Linked DNA regions of Homo sapiens: all the other regions are linked to region 2. The links are chromatin contacts, found by Hi-C or POLR2A ChIA-PET in ENCODE. All regions are on one chromosome and are shown on one strand. Each heading gives the region's core, a stretch centred on a gene start or an enhancer-like site at or near the end of the contact. The rest is flanking DNA. Distances are from core to core; before and after follow the strand shown. Region 1 overlaps BIN1 (bridging integrator 1). Region 2 holds the start of SAP130 (Sin3A associated protein 130). Region 3 holds the start of MAP3K2-DT (MAP3K2 divergent transcript).

Evidence for each region. Hi-C counts contacts between places; a loop is a spot of excess contacts on that map. ChIA-PET counts read pairs that join two places held with the same protein, here RNA polymerase II (POLR2A). Pooled maps may share reads with other maps.
Region 1: a map of ascending aorta shows a loop between it and region 2 (4-fold over the local background). The contact joins the enhancer-like site here to the promoter of SAP130 in region 2. A Hi-C loop is called at or near these places in 1 of 168 maps with a recorded cell type or tissue (ascending aorta) and 9 of 50 pooled maps. POLR2A ChIA-PET finds 5 or more read pairs at or near these places in 1 of 52 experiments (activated CD4-positive, alpha-beta T cell).
Region 3: a map of natural killer cell shows a loop between it and region 2 (8-fold over the local background). The contact joins the promoter of MAP3K2-DT here to the promoter of SAP130 in region 2. A Hi-C loop is called at or near these places in 8 of 168 maps with a recorded cell type or tissue (B cell, CD4-positive, alpha-beta T cell, CD4-positive, alpha-beta memory T cell and 3 more), 14 of 37 single-sample maps with no recorded cell type and 18 of 50 pooled maps. POLR2A ChIA-PET finds 5 or more read pairs at or near these places in 3 of 52 experiments (AG04450, CD4-positive, alpha-beta memory T cell and naive thymus-derived CD4-positive, alpha-beta T cell).

What each region holds. Positions count from the first base shown.
Region 1 is chr2:127,063,418-127,067,719 of GRCh38, forward strand. BIN1 (bridging integrator 1) reads right to left here. Exons shown (of 19, transcript NM_139343.3): 8 at 516-601; 9 at 154-229. Among named protein-coding and RNA genes, the nearest start is that of BIN1, 42 kb to the right of the region's middle. RefSeq lists enhancers at 681-1,506, 1,035-2,234, 1,356-1,650, 3,983-4,302 and a silencer at 1,369-1,837. Within about 2 kb of position 1,439, at least 28 of the 41 ENCODE cell types and tissues checked have a DNase peak (open chromatin) inside an H3K27ac peak, as active enhancers do; they include ascending aorta, where a contact is called at or near this core.
Region 2 is chr2:128,026,140-128,030,511 of GRCh38, forward strand. It overlaps SAP130 (Sin3A associated protein 130), which reads right to left and starts at 1,920. Exons shown (of 21, transcript NM_001330301.2): 1 at 1,801-1,920; 2 at 42-159. The coding sequence starts at 153. RefSeq lists silencers at 898-1,187, 1,248-1,587, 1,688-2,207, 2,458-2,607.
Region 3 is chr2:127,386,058-127,389,856 of GRCh38, forward strand. MAP3K2-DT (MAP3K2 divergent transcript) reads left to right here and starts at 1,381. Exons shown (of 4, transcript NR_187129.1): 1 at 1,381-1,495; 2 at 2,824-2,941; 3 at 3,054-3,128. MAP3K2 (mitogen-activated protein kinase kinase kinase 2) reads right to left here and starts at 1,918. Exons shown (of 17, transcript NM_001371910.2): 1 at 1,395-1,918. It overlaps LOC124906074 (a long non-coding RNA gene), which reads left to right. Exons shown (of 4, transcript XR_007087227.1): 4 at 23-104. RefSeq lists a silencer at 1,338-2,207.

The DNA.
Region 1 (4,302 bases), core at 189-2,688, 960 kb before region 2:
GCTGTTCCACAGGGCCGGGAGGGAGCCCTGTGGTCACCGGTGTGTGCTGAACCTGGCAGGGAAGGAGGAGTTCAGGCTGCCCCTCCCACGACTCTGACTCTGACCCTCGGCCAGGGTGGGGTGTGGCCCCTCAGAGGGGTCCCCATGGCCTACCTTGCTCATCTCCTTGTGGAAGTTTTCCTCCAGGCCCGCGATGCTCTGGAACGTGTTGACGTAGAAACCTACGCGGCTACAGAAGGGCGGAAGGATGGGGGCCAGGTGAACAGGCAGGTCAGGACAGCAACTCAGAAATACCCACCCACGAGCGACCACACACGCTCATCAGAGGCACAAACCAGAGAGGGCCCAGGCACCGCAGCACTCAGGCTGGACACTGCAGCACACAGGCTGGGCACCGCAGCACGCAGACTGGACACCGCAGCACGCAGGCTGGGCACCACAGCACGCAGACTGGGCACCGCAGCACGCAGACTGGACACTGCCCCACGCAGGCTGGGCACCGTGCTGGGCCTCACCTGTTCCACAGGGACGGCAGCTCCTCCTGCAGATCCACATTCATCTCCTCAAACACCTTCTGGGCTTTGATGAGCTCCTCCTCGGCCTGGGGGGCAGCACGGGTCATTCCCCTCTGTTGGGCGTCCCAGCCAGCCCAGCCCCATGGCCAGTCCTCCCACCTCCTGCCCACCCCTCTTGGCCAGTGCGCTGGGACCAGGGCTCCGGGCAAGACAGAGGCTGAACTGGATGTGGACACCCATGCTGGCGACCTCCCCCTGCAGCCCTCCAGGACCCTGAGGACATCTGGGAAAGGGAGGGCTGAGCAGCCGTTGCCAAAGAGAGGCCCACGTGGCCGGGAGGGCAGTGAGCGTGGAGTAGGGCACAACAAGAGGGGCAAGCCTGGGGCTTGGCGAGCTGGACACGGGACATGCACAGAGGCAGACCCCAGACCCAGCCAAGTGGGGACCCTGCCCACTTCCACAATGAACCTCCTCAGGCTAGGTGCCAGCCCTGCCACTGCCTTCTGGCTCTCAGGGCAGCATCTGTCGCTGCCCCCAATTGCCCCCGCCCCTGAGTGCTCCCTCCCCATTTCTGAGGGCCAGCTCCTGGCAGCCTCAGCCACCAGCCTTCACTTCACCTCCCAGGGATGGTCCTTCCCACAAAGCCCTCTCCTGGGACCTGTCCCCACCAGAGGGAGACCAGAGGCAGCCACTCAGGCACCTCTAGGAATGTCAGGGGGACCCTAGAGGAGGGTGCAGGGCCAGGGAGGAGGCAGCCAGGCAGCTGGGCTGTGCCTGGTCCCACTCCTAGCCCACACCTTCCCCAGGGCAGGCCCTGCATCCTCCAGGCACTCACACCCACCAGGCAGTGGTGCTCAGGCCCCATCACACGGCCACAGAGTGCTGGGGAAGGGACTGCGGGCAGCAGGTGAGTCACAGACCCTGCCCGGTGCCCAGCCCGCCCAGGGAAGGGGCTGTGCTGGCTCACTGCGGGAGGACACTGCCGGCGAGAGTGACTCAGGGATTCGGGGTCTGAGTCACAGCCCAGGAAAGTGTCAGGCCCCGCCTAGGGAAACTTCCCGCCAGCAGCCTCACGTTCTCAGGCCGGGGCTGGGGCCCAGGCTGGGCCGCCTTCTGGCAAAGGCAGCCAGATGGCCGGAAGGCCACTTAACCACAAAGCACACGATTGCCCCAAGCCCAGCCAGCTGTCCCATCCAGCCTCAGACACCAGGACTAGCCCAGGTCAGCCCCTAGGCCCAGTGACTTGGGTTGGGACTGGAGGAGGGGCCACCATGGCTTCTGAAAGGTTACCTCCAGCTACTCGCTAGAGTGGGCGTGGGCTCCTTGCCTGGCTTTTCAGAATCTAATAAAAATTTAAAGGCAGAATGGGGAGCGGGGGGTGGGGAAGAATGTCTATTCCAACATGCACACCTCTCTTGGATCCAGGGACCCTGGGCACCCCACACCAGGAGGGGAATACTGCCCCTCCTCCGTCTCCAGGCTATGGCTGGGCCATCCCTGCCCTACTCCCCTGGGTGTCCCATTACCTGGCAGGGGGGCTGCCAACCATGGTTCTATGGAACTCATAAAATGAGTGAGTCCTAGGGGTACTGTTGTGAGCTGAGCACCATCACACATACCCCCTGCCCTCAACTGCCAACAGTGGGTCTAAAGTCCCACATTCCGTAAGAACCTGCCTGGACCACCCGGCTCCTGTACCCACTAGGACCCCCTCTCCATGAGGATGCAGCCACCACCCCCACAACTCCCCAGATGGCAACGGTGGGGACAGCAGTGAAGACAGCACCGCAGCTTGTCTGTGGGAACATCTGCACCCAGCCGTGCTCTCACCGCTCAGCAACGCTGCCGAGAGCAAGAGCGGGGACAGTTCCGCTTGAGTTCCTGGAAGTCAGGACCCGTGTCTTGTATTCCCTTTGGGTGACATTCCTCATATTCTGGCTCTTTAGGAAGCATGTGGAAGGGGCAGGGAGTAAGGTGAGGGCTGTCTGCCATGAGGAGAGAGTGCCCCCACCCCAGCTCCACTGAAGCTAACAGTGGGGAAGAGCAGAGTCACATGGGCCCGGGGTCCCGAGGACAGCATTCAGGACGCTGAGGCAGGTGTGGAGAGCAGCTCAGAACTAGCCCAGGGTCTGCATGGAGCCGGCCAGCCCCCTGGTGCAGCCTAGAGAGGATGCACTATCTCCCCAAAGTCAAGTTCCCAAGCAGGGCAGCCCCGGAGTCCCAGCTGTGCCATCTCACAGCCAGCCAGCTGCCCACAGGCCACTCCAAAGGCTCTCCAGCCTCCAGCCAGGTATGAGTGGGCTGGGGACAAGGAGGATGTGCTCAAATAAAGATGGGACCCAAATGGGACAGCTAGTTTGGCCAAAATGTGAAACACCCACAGCCCAGCACCCAAAGGTGTGATCACCTGCCTCACCCTCTCGCTGCTCCCCCAGGGTGGGCGTGGAGGCAGGCCCTCCCAGCATAATCCCAACCACACCTGTCCCAGGAGCCCAAAAGCAGTGGGCAGGCCCCATAGCCTCCTAAGAGGTTCTCCCATCCACAAAAAAATGTTTCACCTGTTTCAGGGAAAATTATTCAGAAACCCGGGCCCTCCGTCAGTAGTCCCATTCCCTTCTAGCCCAAGTGCTGAACTGACTGGCAGGGCATACCCACTCCAGCCCCTGGTTCCTCCTCTACCTCCAGAGGCAGATGAAGTCTCAGGCCTACTGAAGTCCCCCTAGGCATCACCCCCAGCCCCTGGTTCCCCATGGGCACCCTGACCTCAGGATGAGGCTGTCAACACTCAGTGTCTCCAAAGTCAGCCTTGGCCTAAAATAAATCAGGCAGCAGATCAGGTGAGAAACTGGACAGCCAGGCCAGGAGCAGTGGCTCAGGCCTGTAATCCCAGCACTTTGGGAGGCCGAGGCAGGTGGATCGCTCAGCCCCAGGAGTTCAAGACCAGCCTGGGCAACATAATGAGGCACAGTCTCTACAAAAAACGTAAAGATTAGCCAGGCACGGCAATGCGTGCCTGTGGTCCCAGCTACTCGGGAGGCTGAGGCAGAAGGATTGCTTGAGTTGGGGAAGTCAAGGCTGCAGTGAGTCATGATCACACCACTGCACTCCAGCCAGGGGAACGGAGAGAAACCCGTTCAAAAAAAAAAAAAAAATAGAAAAAGAAATTGGACAGCAAGCCATGCCAAGCCCACCCAGAGCTCTCCACGTCACAGGCACTCAATGAAGATGATGAAATCAAGAGGAGGCTCCGAAAAAATGGGGCAGCTGCCCAGAGAGAAACCCAACCTCCGGGGCCGGGCCCCTATCGCCAGCCTCTCGGGAATATGGAGAAGTGTGAGGGCCACATCCAGGCTGTGACTACACTGACCTGAAATGTGCCTCAGTTTCATTGGCGAGAAAACCACATGACCCACCTCTCACAGGGCACTGCATCCAGTGGTCCCTGGCCACACTGTAACCCATTTGGAGGGCAGGGGGCTGAGAAGACCATAGCCTCTATGGCCAGGATGGTGAGATGGCCCAGGAGTTTTGTAAAAAAGCCTCCTCCGGGAAGCCCCCCAGGAACACTGTGGTGCTGGTCACTTGCCCTCCATGAATCCCCAAAGGCCAAGGACCCATGCTTCCCCTCCACGTCTCAGCATCCCATCCAGACTGGAGGGTCCTCCCAGTAACTCCTCCAGAGTCACCACGGGGACCACAAGTCCGAGGAAAATGACGCAGGGGCTTCAGTCAGGAGAGCCCCAACCCTGCCCCTAACCGGCTCTGGGGCCCTGGGAGGAGGCTGTGA
Region 2 (4,372 bases), core at 670-3,169:
TTAAAGTAGGAAAAAATATATTAGAATATTACATATCTCACCTGTAGCAGCTGGGTTTATCAATCCAGCAGAACCACTGTTTGCAATCTGAGAAGGGGCCTGGCTCAGCCCGGTAGAAGGGGCTCCTAACCGAGGAAACTGTTGAGAACTCATTTCCACCTGTAGTACATACAGTTATATGGTTATTACTAGATTCTGAGATCTGAATCAATACTGAGAAATTAAAGCATCTTTAGTACCTATGAGATAGTCCCTTGGAAAAGCAAATGCTGCATCATTTATTTAAAAACAATAACTTGGGATCAATATAAATGCAGACATTATCTAAACTACCTAAGTTTTCTACAAATATTGTTTATACGGAGCTGGCGGGTACTATGACCCTCCATAAATACTTGTGGATTGCTATGCTAAAAAAATCACCATTGAATCCTGTACAAGAGTCACATGACAGGTATTACCACAATGCATGTGTATTTCTCTGTGTAAAGTTTTATGGAAAATGGCATGTCTCTTTGAAACACTCAAATCTCACACCAAGGTGAACAGAACTGTGATTAGTATGTCATAGGAACATTCGGAGGAAGATATCCAGCCCTAAGAAAAGATCCGATATCTTACATCCAGACCCGATGCAAAAGGAATTCTCCAATGCTTTTCGGCAAAGGCCTCCATTTACGGATTTCCTTTTCCTTCTCTTCCACAGATCCCCTCACAGAGCCAGAGGACCCTACACCTTCTCCATCTTCCCTAAAATCGCCCCCCACTTTTCCCTCAGGAGCCAAGCGATCTCCCGATTCGCCCGCAACCCCACCCCACCGCGAAGCCCCCGCTGAGACCGGAGGACGCCGGTTTCCAGACACCTCGGAGTGTGAGACCCCCGTCTCCGGGGTGGGGGTGCGGACGGGCGATCTGGGGACCCGACCACAAGACGAGCACTGTGCCTCTTTACCTGTAGCCGCCGCCCGCCGCCCGCACCGCCCGCTTCTATCTCGCCGGCCTGGGGGTGCCGCGGAGGGCCCATCTCGGCGGCGGCGATGTGCTCGGCGGGCGCGGGGAGGGATCGCGGCGGCGGCGCCCGGGGCCCGCTGCTGTCCAGCCCCGCTGGCCCCACTCACCCCCGCCACCCGGCCGCCGCTGTGCTCGCAGTCCTCTTCCCCCGAACCTGCCCCTGCCTCCCCCGCCCGCCCATTGGCCCCACGCCCGACGCGTCAGTGGAGGCCCAGGACCAATCCACAGCGACCTGCACGTTCAGAGCCCGCCCCACCCTCCCGCCGACTGCCAGCCAATCAGGCGCGAGCCTGGCCGGGGCAGCCCAAACCCCTCGAGGCTGAGCCAATGGCAGAGGAAGACAGGCGCCCCCGGCGAAGGGGGCGGGGAGCGGGGAGGCCCCGCCTCAGCCAGGGTCTGAAAGCGGCGGGCGCAGGGCCCGGATGTGGAGAGTCACTTTAAACTGCTCCAGGAGCCAAACTCCCTGGGCCGGCCGCCCGCCCGCCCGCCCGCCCGCGCTCCCCCGGCCGCTCTGCTTCCCCGCCAAGGCCCACGTCCGCCACGCCCCCACGCCCGGGTCAGCCCACCCCTCCCGGTGCCTCTCCCTTCCTCGCCACAGGACACCCAGCCCCTGTCGCCGGCCCAACCGCCGTGACCAGCTCGCGAAAGAGCCGCGGTCCGAGCCGCAGGAGACGAGGATCCTCTGCCCTTCCCCGGGGACGCGCAACGGGACGGACGCTGCAGCCCGGCTCAGCCGCCCCGCCCCCTCGTCTCCTCCCCTTCCCTCCCGGGCGCCCGTCCCGCCATTACCTGGGTGCTGCGCCCAGTGGCCGCCGCGCCGCCTTGAGCTCGCTCCCGCGCGCTCTCCGTCTGTGGGGCCGACGTCCCCAGGCTCCGGACCCGCAGCCACCGCCGGGGAGCTAGCACTCTGCCCCCCACCCCTCACTCCAGCGCCGCTGCTTCCGCCGCCGTAACGAGCCTCCCGTCTATTGGCTGGCGCAGGCCCCGCCCCCTGCCGAGTCAGCCAGTCGCCGGTGGTCGTGAGCGGGAGAGCGGACGGGCCCGCCCCTCTGAGCCGCGGCGTCCTGTGGGAAATGTAGTCGCCGGAGTCAGGAGGGCGGGCCGCGAAGGAGGTGGAGAGCGCCGGGGCGGGGCCGCAGGCGACCCGGCCAGGGCAACACACCCCTTTGCTGTCTGAAGTCGGTTCTGCCTTTTCTCTTGGCTAAGTGAGAAGACAGTGGATCCCACCCTATGCCTTAACCTGAGGGCACTGGGTTTCATTTTCCCCGCGGGGAGGCGCGGCGCGGGAAAGGGTAATGGAGGCCAACTGCGGCGGCCAAGGGATCCGCGGGCCGGGCCAGTGTCGTGACGGTGCCCGCCTCCCTATGCCGCGAGTGGGACTCGGTGTCCCCACCGGGAACCGCGGTCGGCACAGCCTACGCGCGGCGGGAGCCGCCAGGCGCAGCGCGGGCGCGGCTCTGTGAAAGCAGGCCGGCAGGGCGCAGGGCTCTGGGCGGCCGGGGCGCACCTGCGCGCGCTTTCCGGATTATAAAGGAGCTGAAGGGGGCAGTTTTATTTTGTCATTTTGCTTGGGGTTCAGGGTTGGAGTTTATGCACCTGTAGAAGACTTAGCCATATCTTTTGAGGCCACATTTGTGTCTGATAAGAGATTAAGTCTCCCTCTTCCCTTACCAGATGGTAATTTAGGCCTGGAGTTTTGTGATTAGTTAGGAAATAAATGGGGCTCAAACCCCCCTCTTCCTATCATGCACAGCTGTGTAAGACAACTGCTTGGTTAGAAGAGAGTAGCTCCTGGCTATAGCCCAGGGATGAGTCTCAGATACTCCTCCTCTTCAAGCCACTTTCCTTTTCCACCTTCATGCCTTCATTCTCAAACTTCTAAAGAGTGACTCCTGTGATAGACTTCAGCCTCCTCTCTGCCTAGGCAGTCCTTATCCCTTTTGGAGTTGCCACTCTTCTCAGACTGCTCCCCAAAAGTTGCCAACACCTACTCAACTTCAAACCCATCGGTCCTCACTTAGATCTCATCTTGTTTAGCTTACTGACCAGTAGTAATTCCTCCTCATGTCTTCCCTTGGCCTCTAGAACCAGGCTGTCTCCTGCTTCTACTCCTATGTCAAGCTCCATTATACCTCCTCTTTCTCATAAATACAGCATTCTTCAGGGCTCCAACACGCTAATGCTATACTGCCTTCCTAAATGGTTTAATGTATTTCCACAGTTTCAAATGTCATCCTTTTTGTTTTTTGTTTTTTTGAGACAGGTTCTCAGTTCAGCCCAAGCTGAAGTCCAGTGGCGTGATCACAGCTCATTGCAGCCTCGACTTCCTTGTCTCAACTAACTTATTGCCTCAGCCTCCTGAGTAGCCAGGACTGCAGGCGCATGCCACCACACCCCACTAAACATATATATATGCCAGGCACGTGGCTCATGCCTGTAATCCCAGCACTTTGGGAGGCCGAGGCAGGCGAATCACCTGAGGTCAGGAGTTCGAGACCAGCCTGACCAACATGGGAAAGACCCCATCTCTACTAAAGATACAAAATTAGCCGGGAATGGTGGCAAATTCCTGTAATCCCAGCTACTCAGGAGGCTAAGGCAGGAAAATTGCTTGAACCCGGGAGGCAGAAGTTGCTGTGAGCCCAGATCAAGCCATTGCACTCCAGCCTGGGCAACAAGAGCGAAACTCTGTCTCAAAAATATATATTTATATATGAATACATATATTTTATATATATAATATATATTTTTGAGATGGAGTTGTATGTATATATATGTATATATGTATATATATGTATATATACGTGTGTGTGTGTGTGTGTGTGTGTGTGTGTATATATATATTTTTTTTTTTTTGAATAGAGACAGGGTTCCACCATATGCCCAGGCTGGTCTTGAACTCCTGGGCTTAAGCGATCTGCCCACCTCAGCCTCCCAATGTGCTGGCATTATAGGCATGAGCCACTACACCCAGCCTCAAATATCTTTGAAAATGTTACCTATGCATAGGTGACCTCTCCGAGTTGTATACCTATATTTCCGCCTGATGGGCCAATCCACACAGAAGTCTTAACAAGCCCCTCAAAGTTAATGTATTGAACACCTTTATTGGTTTGCCTCCCCTGTGTACTCCCCTTGATACCTGGGTTTACTTACTGGCATCACCATCCTTTCTGTCTTCAGCTTCATATATGTTCCACACTCTTCCATCTCCCACAGCCGCCATATTACATTGATATGCACCTCTGCCTCCTTTTCTATTGTTTCCATAGCTGTGGCTCAAGCTGCCATTATTTCTTATCTGAATTGCAGCAATGCTGCTGCCCCCACTGAAATCTCTTCCTACACCCACTATGTCCTC
Region 3 (3,799 bases), core at 131-2,630, 640 kb before region 2:
TAATTTCACCTTTTCTCCACAGAGACTGCAAGACCACAAATTTTCTTCAACTTGATAATATACTAGGAAAATTACAGAGTAATATAACTGGGCATCAATAGATTTGTTAAACATTTGCAATTATGCATAGAGCTTCAATTACTCAAAGGAAATGTATCGACTTTTTTTCAGTACAGAGCTCTGGCTCCTTATTTTTTCCTCTCACCATAGTTTTAAAAAATACAAAACTCATGCTAAAATGAGAATTTTCAGTTAACTTATAAACACTGACTAGTAGCACTCCATACAAATGAAAAAGAATCACACCATCAAACTTCCTACGATATTCTACGCATTAAAATTTGACATCGAACTAAAAAAGATTGCATAAGACAACGAACAAATCACTAAATTGCCACATAATCCAGCAACAAATTTTGCAACAAGGAAATCTCAAGCAAATAACCCAACTGTGAGTTCCCTTTGGGCATCAAGGTCAAACTACAAAAGTAAATTTGTGACTTTTCAAGATCTATGCAGTTTTACCAAATGTATTTATTTTTTGTGAGAGAATAATTTTTTTCTGTCCAGTACTAGTACATAAAAAGTAAAGGTATCTGAAGCCATCTTTTAAATTTTTTTTAAAGCCAAGAAAATGATTTGGCAAAAGATATCGAAGAGCTTACGTTAGGGAAAACTAAACTGTATCTGTCTATGTGTTTAGAATTTATCCCATTAAAGAAACTGCCCAGTTAGTCTCATTTTCTAAACGTATTTATTTTTTGCAAGACGAGAAATACAGTCTTACAAAAAGACATCTGCATATTCGAACCAAGCCTTCCTGGATTACTACCTTCATGACCTTGGACAAATGCCTTAATCTCTCTGAGCCTCAAGTTTTCACCTGCAAAATGGGGCAATTTACCCACCTCATTGAGCTGGGAAGATGAAGAGAGATAATGCATGACAACTGCCGGGCGCAGACTAAGAGCACCCTAAGTGCTACCTAAATATTCCGTAAAGAGAAAAGGGGGAAACAACCTTACATCAAAAGATTACCACACTGTGACAGTGCAAAGACAAGCACTTTTTCGCTTACTGCATGTACCATTTCTGCTTCATCCCAAGACCAGATGCAACCTTTCTTCTAAAATCTCTGCAGGGTACGTGTCTGACAGCTAACACAGCCCAGCAGCCTACTTCGCGCTGACCTGGGCTTTAGGACTGGATGCAGGGGGCCCAAGGTCCGCCCTCCCGCAGCTAGGCAATCACCCAGCGAAATCTCCGCCCCTGGAGCGGCGCTTAGGCCGCCGCCAGCCCCCCTCCCGGCGCCCAGCCCGCGGCCCCCGACACACACGCGCGCACACACACACACACACACACACAAGCGCGCGCGCACGCACACACGCACGTACCGGCTGCTCCGCAGGGACGTAGAGAGCCGCAGGCCCAAGGAGGGGCCGCCCCCGCCGAGCCCGCCCCTCCGCCCCAGCGCGGCCTGTCACCGCGGCCCCAGGTCGGGGGCTGCCGCAGGGCCCCCGGGGACCGGAGGGGCGCGCGAGGAGTCGGGCGCGGGCCTTGGGGCCAGGCCCGTCCCTCTTTCACATGAAGCCCGGGCCGGGCGGGGTGGCGGGCGCGTGAATCCTCGCAGCCGGCCGGGTCCTCCTGGCGCTCCTCGGCACTTCTAGCCGCTGCAACCCCGAGGCCCGCGGGAACTGGGCAGGAAAGGAGGAAGCCGCGGGCCCGCGTCGCTAGAGACCGGAGAAGAGGCGGGAGTGGCGACTCTGCGGACAGGGGCGCCGAGCGTCCTGGTCGTTGTTTTCGTCGCCGCCGCGGGCCGTGCAACCCCCGAACGCTGCGCCCAGCGGCCGCGGCACCCTCGTCAGGCGCCGCCGCTGAGGGCAGGCAGCCCGGCAGCCACTACACACGGACCCGTGACGTCGGGCGTAGCGCGGCGCACGTCACGGCCGCTCGCTCGTGCGCGCGCACCCCTCCGCCCGGCGGTAGCGGAACCCGCCGCGGGCGCGCGCCCGGCCCAGGGGAGTGGGTCGGCGCCTGCGCAGAGGCCCGCCACGCCCACACACAGGCCACCGCCCCCACCGGCCGGACGGCGCGGGGATTCCCAGTCCTGGCTCCGCCCCGGCCTCGGCCCCGCCCCCGCCCCTGCCCCGGGGCAGCCTGTGCTGTTCCGTGTGCGCGGCGCATACGCACCTGGGTTGTCTCGAGCCTGCGGTAGTGGCCAGATCCCAGACATCCGAGTAGATCCCGTGAAAAGGTCTCCCACGTGGGCTGTGGACAGGGCCCAAGGGTAGCAGAGCTAGCAGAGGCAGTGACGGACTGTGTGGCAGGTCATTTGCAAGGAGAAAAGCCGTCTGCCTCTTAATTTGTGGCTCAAGTTTCAGAATTTTTTTCCTGAGGGACTTTAGAAATTACTTCAGGCTTGCCACCTAACCTTAAACCACCCCCTTGGAGACTGGCTAAGTGTTATTTGTGTTTTCTGTTTAGTTCTTATCACCATCGATACTTGGTTATGACTGGTTGTGTACATTGGTTAGCCCAGCAAGTATTACTTCTCCAGCTTAACAGATGTGGAAACTTAAGCCCAGAGACATGAGTTGACACCCCACCCCCAAAGCTAGAGTCTAAAACCCTTTCTTTCGCTCCTCATCTCCCACAGGATAAAATGCAAATTAATCAGACTAGTGGTGAGGCCCTCCGTGGTGTGACTAACCTGCATCCCGACGTTTTCACCCTACTTTGATCCAGAAAGCACCTTTCCGCCCCATCTCTTCTCCTTTCCTTAAATACCCCTTACAACTTCCTGTACCATTCTTCCCTGTTCAGCTTCTTCTTGGTTTCTTCGTACATTCTGGATCCACCCCTTTCATGCATATTCCAGACCACATTTCCACTGGAGCAGTTGAAATGAGAGAGATGGGAATGGGACTCACCCGAACCAGAGGTAAGGAGCTACCCAACTTGGGCTCTGAGGGTCAAGGGAGCTGGCACTTGTGGGGCAGAGACTGAGGGAGAAACTGTTGTGTAATGTCAAAATATCTCTGGGTTTCTTCCAGGAATTTTTATTACAGACCCATTAACAGAGGTGTCAAAGTCACAGGAACAAGGATGTGCACCTCAGAAACACAGAGGTCAGTGGAAAATCAGTTTGCTTCTATTTGTTTAAAAAATGGGGGACTTATGCATAAATCTAAGACCTTCTTGAATCTAACATTCTAAGACCTGTATGCCACAGAAAGGAGGGTCTCAGAACGCCGGAGGATAGTATTTAAATCTTAAATATCTATATTGTTCTCCACAGTTACTGGGTCACCACATAGCAGGCATTCAATAAAAACGTGTTTGTTTACTAAGTAATCTAGAGATAAATTTTTTCCCCTCATAGTGCTGCTCATTTCTCCACTCCCTTCCCTCACTTACCACCCCGGGGACTTCATTCACCTCTGGGTTCCTCAGAAACATCCCGTGGGTATAGTTATAGTAGCTATTCTTTCTTTTTCGCCATTCTCCTTTTATATTGGTGACTTTTCCTCTTGCTTAGATATTAAATCTCTGACATCTTTGGTTATTTTAGTATATATGATTACAAATTAGTGATATTGGGATTTTTTTATTGATGAAACCATCATTCAATGAATATTTTTTTGCCTTCCTACTCTGTGCCTGGGATTGCAGTGATAAAATTATATAGTCCCCACTGCCCAGGAACTCAGAATCCTGTGAGGAAGGCAGACAGGTAAATGGATAATGATAACACACTGTGACCTGCATCATGGGAGGGATGTGTATCAGGCACCACAGC